Regions from separate parts of the Homo sapiens genome. Here region 2 is linked to region 1. A link is a contact called in ENCODE Hi-C or POLR2A ChIA-PET data. All regions are on one chromosome and are shown on one strand. Each heading gives the region's core, a stretch centred on a gene start or an enhancer-like site at or near the end of the contact. The rest is flanking DNA. Distances are from core to core; before and after follow the strand shown. Region 1 has its middle 38 kb from the start of NKILA. Region 2 overlaps PMEPA1 (prostate transmembrane protein, androgen induced 1).

What was found. A loop is a pair of places that touch in the nucleus more often than their neighbours do. ChIA-PET counts read pairs that join two places held with the same protein, here RNA polymerase II (POLR2A). Pooled maps may share reads with other maps.
Region 2: a map of endothelial cell of umbilical vein shows a loop between it and region 1 (8-fold over the local background). The contact joins two enhancer-like sites. A Hi-C loop is called at or near these places in 3 of 168 maps with a recorded cell type or tissue (endothelial cell of umbilical vein, esophagus muscularis mucosa and sigmoid colon), 6 of 37 single-sample maps with no recorded cell type and 14 of 50 pooled maps. POLR2A ChIA-PET finds 5 or more read pairs at or near these places in 1 of 52 experiments (Panc1).

What each region holds. Positions count from the first base shown.
Region 1 is chr20:57,745,731-57,750,112 of GRCh38, reverse strand. No RefSeq gene overlaps it. Among named protein-coding and RNA genes, the nearest start is that of NKILA, 38 kb to the right of the region's middle. RefSeq lists enhancers at 723-1,580, 1,581-2,440, 4,317-4,382. Within about 2 kb of position 1,317, at least 25 of the 41 ENCODE cell types and tissues checked have a DNase peak (open chromatin) inside an H3K27ac peak, as active enhancers do.
Region 2 is chr20:57,669,775-57,674,306 of GRCh38, reverse strand. The region is part of intron 1 of PMEPA1 (prostate transmembrane protein, androgen induced 1); the gene reads left to right. Among named protein-coding and RNA genes, the nearest start is that of PMEPA1, 38 kb to the left of the region's middle. Within about 2 kb of position 1,931, at least 2 of the 41 ENCODE cell types and tissues checked have a DNase peak (open chromatin) inside an H3K27ac peak, as active enhancers do.

The sequences.
Region 1 (4,382 bases), core at 68-2,567:
TTCTGCTGTTACAGGAAAGCGGTCCCCATCCAGACCCCAAGTGAAGGTTCTTGGATCGCAGTTGCGCAAGAAAGGGTGAGTCCACAGTGCAAAGTAAAAGCAAATTTACTAAGAAAGTCAAGTGGTGAAAGGACAGCTACTCCACAGACAGAGGAGGACATTCCCGAAAGTAAGAGGAGGAACGCGTCCACCCTAGGTACAATGCTTGTATATATGGGCAGATGTGCTCTGCTACGAGGGTTTGTGATAAAGGATTAGTTTTCTTAATTACTGTATTTTACAAGAATCGATATTATTATCTTTAAAGTAAAATTAGGAATGCCTTTGTTCTCCAGATATCAGGATATCTGGACACTCCCAAGTCTGGGTCTGTTTAGTAAACATTATTAATTTGTTCCTTAACCATAAACATCTAGAGGCTCAGAATGCCTGACTTTCTGGGAACGCAGCCCAGCAGGTCTCGGCCTCATTTTCCAGCCCTCACTCAAGATGGAGTCGCTCTGGTTCCAACGCCTCTGACACTGAGACACTCCAGTACCCCCAGACCCTCCTCCTCCTCCCATCTCTCTCCCTTCACCCCTCCCTCCCTCCTCTCCTCTCTCCCTGCCTTCCTGCCCTTGCACTGCCAGGCTGGCATTGAGGAAGGTCGGCTTCCTTCCGCAGACAGCACATTTCAGCCAGCTCAGCTTCCTGAAGGCAACCCTCCTCCAAACCCTTTACAATTTATTTATCTAATTAAAAATCTCTCAGCAGCTCAACATGCTTGAAGAGTTCATATTTAACCAACACTCACGGCCACCCCAACCCATCCAGGCAGGGCAGGCCCTCCCAAGAGCCTTGCCCTCTCAGGCCCTGGGAGCTGGGCTGGGCAGAGCCTCCACTCAGCTCCCCAAGTCCACCTAGAGCAGGGGGGCCGGGCACCCCAGGCTCGCCCTGGCCCCCGCCAGCTGCGTTTCCGGCCAATGAACCTGCCGCTCAAAGCCTCCTTTTTAATTAACTCCATATCTCAGGCGGCCGGAGCACGTGGGCAAACTTCTGTCTGACTTCCCTGCGAAGCCCAAGCACACCCCAGTTTGCTTTCTAAGAATAGAAGCGGGAGATGGCGGGGAGGGAGGAGGCCGGAATCTAAAAATGAATGCGCAGCCCAGAGCGAAACAACCCAGGCCAGCAGAGGGGAAAGAACGCGGCGCACGCGTGCACACACACGCGCGCGCACACACACACGCACACACACGCAGAGCCCAGCCCAGTGGAGCTGTCTGCTGCCATCCTGGGTGTGAGCCGCGGACCTGGCAGCCTGCCCAGCTGTCTGGCAGGGATGGGGGTGGCGGTGGCGCTGCTCATCCCGGCAGCAGGCAGCTGGGGACGCCCATGGGAGTCTGGAATTTTTTTTTCTGGGCCGCTTGGTTTTCCCCAGTAGACAGAGGTGACTCACAGGCTGGCAGGCTAAGTGGCTCAGGGGATCATGAGAGCCCCGATGCTGCGGTGCAAAGTTCCAGGAATTCAGAAACCAAAATGCCTGGGGCAGGAGAAAGGGCAAGACTTAGCCCCCACCAGGAAGACCAGGGAGAAAAGGTAACTCCAGCTCCACTGTTGAGGGGACACTTTGGAAGAAATCGGGATGTCTACTTAGCTGCTAGTAATAATAACAATAAAAACAACACCACCACCAGCTGCCATTCATTGAGATTTTGCTCTGTCACGCTCCGTTCTAAACTCTATACTTGGAATATCTCGTGAGCCTCACAACAGCCATGCGTGGTACCACTACTCCTGCCCCCATTTCCCTGATGAGGAAACTGAGGCCGGGGAGTTTGCTGTGTGCCCAAGCTCACATACTCAGGAAGGGCTACGCCAGGATCTGAACCCAGGCGGGCCTCCTGCACCAGCAGCAGCACGTCCCTGAAAGCCAGCCCTGCCCGTGGGTGCCTATGCTTGCAGCTGTGGCACCCAGGAGTGGCCGGCACCCCGGGCAGACGTGCCGGTAGGAGTGAGGTTATGGTTCAGTATCAGGTAACAACGAACCAAACAGAGAGAAAGTTTTCCCCTCCCAATTGTCTTTCACCCTTCCTAATTATCTGTGAAGGAGAAAGTCTCAGTTGGGTGCCAACTTGTCCTCAACACTCCCTGAGCACTTGGATTCCTTTTTTGAACCAAGAGAGCAGGCTCACGCTCACGTAGACATGGGTAACACTATTTTACTTTCGCGGTGTTTATTTTTCCATCTAGTTTTGGAAAGTTACCCAGATTTCCTCTTAGGGTAGTGATACAGAGTTCACTTTTAAGACAAATTAAGTTTTGTAAGTTAGTCGAACATTTCAGAGGGAGAGAGATACTGAAATATTTGTGGATGCAAAGACATGATTTCTGGGGTATGCCTCAGAGTAATCTGCAGTGGAGGAGCGAGTGAAGACATGGAAGAAACAAGATCAGCCACGAGTGGACACTTTTTGAAGCGAAGTGATGGGTATATTACATATCATTTCAAATATTGTATCTTATATTGCAACATTTAATATGACATGTTATATATAATACATACATTATATATTATGAGTATATTGTATTAGATTAGATTACATTATATTATTCAGGCCACTTTTGTATGTATTTAAAATTTTCCATAATGAAAACATTTTTAATGCTATATAAAAACTTTGTTAACTTATCTTAAAGAAAAAAGCGAAGAAATAGTATGAGTGGCAGCCAGACATGGCAGAAAGTATGACGGTGAAGTGCAGACGACTGAGGTGTGCAGAAGGTTAACAGAGGACATGCTTCCAACATTTCCAAGTTCATGATTTCCTTTTTGGGAAGCAGGGGAAGGGGCAGGCCCTCTCTCCGGCCTCCCTCAAAGCTCTGCCCCTCTGGTCCCCGCCAACCCCTGGTGAGGAAGCCCCCTGGTGAGGTTGGGGGTCTGATGTCATCCTGGCAGACCTTGAGGGGAAGGGCAGAAAGGGAAGCATTGCCATTTTCTCTTTTCCTTTCAAGGATATAAAAGTGCACGATTGCCCAAATGATTCCCATCTGGAAATCTAATGTATTAGGAGTAAACAGTCCTGGCTGGGGTGGGGGTGGGGGAGAGGTCATTCACAGGCCACTCTGCTGGCCCCTCTGGGAGTACACAGACCTTCTGGTCCACCCAGAGCCCAGTACCAGGGAGGGTGAAACCCCTTGGTAGAACTAGAGCAGATCCCGAGGGGCTCTGGGCTTTAAGAGTTGGCCTGAGTGGTCTCGCCCAGCAGATCATGAGCCCATCAGGCAAAGGTAGGAGGAGCCCCCAAGTCCCCACCCAGCTTCAAATCTCTGCCCTTCCCAAAGGACAAGACAGCAGAATGGCTCCTTTCACATAGGTATTCATTTATTCGTACATTCATTCATTCAGTTATTTAATGATTATTAAGTGCCTACTGCATACCAGGGACAGTTCTAGGGGCTATAAATATGAAGAGATAATGATACTTCCCAGAGTCTTAACACTGAGAGGTCAGGATGGACAGTCACTGCCTCCATGTTCAAGTGGGAGATCCAAGACATCCCCAGAGGGGGCAGGCATTACAGAGTGAAAGCAAAGCCCTGTGAACACCAGCAGCTGACTTGTGCGTACGGGATGCCCTGTCCTTTGCCCGCACGACACCCTCCCCCTGCCCGCATCTCCTTTGGTCCCCGCAGCAGCCTGTGAGGTGGTGGTTGGCAGGTGCATTCCACATCCTGAGCTGGGGAGGGGGAACGTGCCCAGGTTCACCCGGCTGGCATGCACAGGGCAGCGATTCCAATCTGGCGACAGTGATGGACTTGCCAATTACCATGCATCAAGCACGCTGTCTCAGGGAGTCTGGAATGGCCCTGCCAGACCCACCTAATGATGCGCCCTTGGCAACTAAGGAAACTGAGGCGCAGAAAGAAATGAGTTCCAAACACAGTGGTGCAATCTATCCGGATCTGTGCTGTCTGACATGGCAATAGCAAGACACGAGTAGCTATTGAGCACCCAGAATCCAGCTATTCCAAAATGACCTGTTGCTGTCATTATAAAATATATGCTGGGATTCACAAGTTTGGTATTTTTTTAGAAAAGTAAAATATTTCATTGATAATTTCCTATTTGATTACATGTTGGAACTATAATATTTTGGATATATTATGTTAAACATAATTTTAAAGTTTAAATATATTATTAAGATGAATTTCGCCTGTCGCTTTTTACTTCTTTTTTTTTTTTTTTTTTTGGAGACAGGCTGGAGTGCAGTGGCGCAATCTCAGCTCACTGTGCAGCCTCTGCCTCCCAGGCTCAAGCCATCCTCCTACCTCAGTGTCCTGCATAGCTGGGACTACAAGCACACACCTGTACACTTGGCTAATTTTTTAATTTTTTGTAGAGA
Region 2 (4,532 bases), core at 682-3,181, 76 kb after region 1:
TCACATGGCCGTTCCTTGGTGCCAGCACATGGAAGGAGGGGGGAGAGAATGAGCTCTATGCTGTCTCTTCTTATCAGGTCACTAATCCTGTTGGATCAGGCCCCCACCTTTATGACCTCTTTTAACCTTAATTACTTCCCTAGAGGCTCCGTCTTTACATGCAGCCACACCAGGGGTCAGGGCTTCAACATATGTTGGAGGGGCACAGAGGTCTATAACACGAGGTCCTTTGCTTTCTGCTCCAAACAGAGGGTTTGGGAAGGGAGGTGGGAATGGCCACCTCTATAATGTTACTATTAGCAACAACCCAATAGTGGCCACCACTTGTCAGGCTTTGGGAGAGGCATTTACTATGGAACTCCCATGTTGGTTGCATGAGTGAGGCCCCATTTGCTCTTGGGGTCTGAAGGTGGGAAAACAAGCCCAGAGAGGGGAGGGTAGCACTCAGGTGGCAGGTAGCAGGGTCCGGACTAGGGTGCAGGTGTGTGCCACATCCAGGTTCACACCGTGAGCCTCTGTACTGCTCTGGAGGTAGTAGCTTGGCTGATCATGTGTTGACTGGCTGTGGGTCTCTTTGCTGGCTGTGGACCAGGTGCCAGGGACACTGGTAAAGGGACACTCATGATGGGACACTCTTTTCCTTGTAGCTGGGAGTCCCACGTGGTGGTGGCCTGTGCTTGACACCACAGTAGTTACTACTACTATGCAGGATGTGGCAGTTCTCAGGCGACCAGCCCTGGGCTTTGAGGGTTAAAGAGGAGTCTACCAGTTAGAGACTGGACTCCTGCATGCCGGGCTCATGCCGGCTTTGAGGAGGCTGCAGGACGAGGCGATTGCATCTGACAGAGTGGCCACACCAACGATGGCAGCAAGACATAGACCGAGGAAAGGCTAAGTCATGACTTAGACATTTTCTTAGAAGTCATAGCAGATGTCTTGGGTGGTATTTACAAAATTAACCACCACATGGGAGAGTTTAAAACTGCCAGAGACAGCCAGAGAAGGAAGTGGCTGCAGGGGCTGGGCCATTGGAAATGGGGTAGACGCAGGCCACCGAGAATGGGCAGCAGGAGGAGGGCAGGCACCCCAGGCAGGTGGGCCAGCCCGGGCAAAGGTGTGGCCCCAAGAAGGCAGGCCTTCTGCTCCCAGTGCGGCCAGGGTGCTGGCGGCCAAGAGGCTTGGACCACAGTCAGGGGCAATTGGTGATGAAGTCGGGGCGGGGGCCCAGGAGAACCGGCATGTTGGGCCCAGGGAGCAGCCCTCTTACTGGCGGCTGATACTTACTGCGCACCTAAGTATGCACCAGGTGCCGTTCATTGTACTTTATGGCTCTTCACTCCACTGCATCCACACAGCAACCCGTGCGTGGGTGCTAGTGGTATTCCGCTTTTCCAGATGTGGAAACCGAGGCACAGAGAGTGAACGAATCACTTCCTGATGCCCTGTGTTTGGCCATGGGGAGAGCTGGGGGTTGGATCCAGGCAGGACAGCGCCAGGATTCCTTTTAACCGCTAAGCTACTCCGCTGAGTGTTTACTGAATTGGATTCGACTCCTGGGAGCCCGATGGTGCAAGGGGCCTGCCCAGACCCTCACTGCTTCCTCCAGCCTCTCTGACGCCTGACCTTGCCCATCTGCCCACCTCCCTGCCTCTGCCCCAGGGGAGACCGAGAATAGCTGGGCCCCTCTTGCTCCCGAAAGACAGAGCCACCCCGGGTTAGCGGCGAGACCCCTCCAGACGGTGCCCGTCGCCGACTGACCCTCAGAGGCTCTCCAGCACGCGGCGGGCATCAATGAGGCCCCGGGGATTGAATGAGGCACTATTGAGAAGCGGCTAAATACCAGCCGCATTGTGCTTCCTGATCCAGGGCTTCGCTTTTTGTCCAAGAGCCTTGGAAACGGAGCCCCGGTTCACTTCCCCTCCCCTGGGCGCCGCCCGCCATCCTGGCTCATGTCAGGAAACACCAGGCTCTTGAAAATCAGTAATTGAGAGAAACATCTGCTGGTTACCAAGGAGCACGAGGTGCTTGCCGAGTGGCGAGGGCATACGTGCGTCACTGTCGGCCGGTTGGAAACACACATGTGAGTGCATGCAGGCACACACGTGCGCGTGCGAGAGTCTTTCTGGTATGTTATTAAGATTTAAAAAATTAGAAGTGTTATGCCTGTTATAAAAATGCAAACAATTTACGAATACAAAAAAGTAAAAGGGATAGCCCCTTCATCTAGAAGAAGTCATCATGAACAATTTAATTTTTTATCCTCATTTTTGCTATAAAAATGGATCCATATTTTATTTACCATTCCAGTTTCATTATTTCTGCCCCACAATAATTGCCAGCATCCATCCATTATCAGACTGAATTGGATTCAATTCCTGGGAGCCAGACAGTGGACCAGCAGTTCTTAGCCAGGGGTGACTTGCCCCACAGGGGGCGTTTGGCAATCCCTGGAGACATTTTTGAGTGTCGCAATGGGGATTGATGGTGCTTCTAGCCTCTAGTGGGTAGAGCCCAGGTTGCTGCTGAACACCCTGCTGCTTAGGACGGCCCCACAATAGAGATGATCCAGCTCCAAGCTCAGTTTCCCCTGCTCAGAGCTCAGCGTAGATTTATGTCATCAGTTTTAATGGCCTCATCCCATAATGTGATGTACCAAGGTGTGTTTGGTGGCATTTAGATGGTCTCTGGTTGATCATTTGAAAAACACCCCATGCAATATATATATATGAACAGGGATATATATGTGTGTGTATATACATATTTGTTTTGTGTATATCTATATATACGTTTTGGGCCCTTCTGTGAATTTTTCCACTGGATATGATTCTGGAAGTTGAACTTGCAGGGTTGAAAGGTGAAGTGCTTGTGTAATGTTGACAGGCACTGCTCAATATCCTCCAAGAAGACTGTGGCCGTCAACACCACCACGGACTCACTCACCCACGCCCACCCGTTCCCCATTTGTCGTCCACTCTCCTCAATTAACAAACACATTTGGTTTATTTTAAATAACTTTCGGATGTTATGCACCTCCGACATGTCCACTGACTGCTCGCTCACTGTGAGTTCACTCCGTTCTGCCAATAATTCAAACGGTGACTGATATTTTGCTGACAGTGGATGTTTAAAGGTGTTCGATGTCAGTGACAATAGAAACAAAAATCCCATTAGTTCTTTCCATTTGGATAATAGCAAGAAGGATAAAAGGCACAGCTTTGTCTTTTCTCATTGGAGGAGTATTCTAAAATCATCAGGTTCTAAAATGATTCTAGAGACCGTTTACTTTCCTGTTCCCTGAATGCACTTTCAGACGCAGGGCTCACCCACGGCCGCGCTGCATCCTCCTCCAGGTCCACCTCCTGTGTGATGACTCGGGACACTGGTTGGGGGTTGGGGGGGCGGTGGGGAAGAACGTGTTTCTCTGTGTTGCTCAGGAACTCCCAAAGCTTCGGAAATGAATGGGGTTCTGCACAGTTCTCTCTGGGTGGTATAAAAAGGCAGCCCGCCCCTAACCTGAGTGGGCCTTTGCAAACTAGAACAGGGTACCAGTGAAAAGAGAAGCACACAGAGGCCAGGTATGTGCCGTTCATTGATCTCTGAAATCCCTTGGGTCTGTGCTGGCTGGGGACGGAATACAACGCGGAGTCAGGCACACCCAGCCTGACAGGCTCAGACCATAGGGCAGGGGGCCAAGTGGGAGTTAGTGTGGGAGCCTGGAAGGGGAAGACCAAGGCCGACGGGGCATTGCAGGTGTGCATGCGACCTGAGGGTGGAGGCTTGTCAGGCGTGTCAGCCTTGATCCTGGCACCTAGGAGGGAGGGAGGTTGGAAGGAGGGAGGAAAGATTGTGGTGAGTCAGCCAGGTGAAGAAAAGGTGGAAGTGGTCTCTAGACAGCGGGCATGAGTGTGGATCCTGGGGCTTGAGGCCGGGTGGTGAGACAGCACACTCAGAACCATCATCTGCCAGCCCATTAGCTGTGCTGCACCACGGAGGCCTAGAGAAGACACCTTCCTCCCTGGAGTGGCCCAGTGAAGGAGAGACAGTGGACCGGTGGGTGCCACAGGGCAGCCTGCATGCCTGGCTCCATGTACTACCCCCCCCACCCCACCCCTACCTCCAGGCCAGGAGAGGGAAGGCCCAGGAAGCGAGATGTCTGGTGCCTGGATGCCACCTTGGGGCCCTCAGCCAGGGCACGTGGAGGGGTGGTCAGGTGCCCCTCCCTGCCCCACCCATTCCCAGTGCAGTATCTGTGCTCCTAGGGTCAGGCAGAGACTGTCCGGCCTTCCCACCCTAATTCCGAGCCCCTCCCGCAGCAGCCCTTGTCAGCCCAGGGTGACAGCACCTCCGCAGAGACCACCTGGGAAGCCTCGTTATGGGAGCAGCTGTCTGTTTTGGATACTGACAGATGCTTCTCAAATCTTTTTTTTTTCCCTCTTTTACTATAAATATAATTATATGTGCTCCAAAATGCTGAGATTGCAGAAATGTATTACACGGAAGGGATGTCCCCTGGTGTCTGTGGTCCCTCCTCG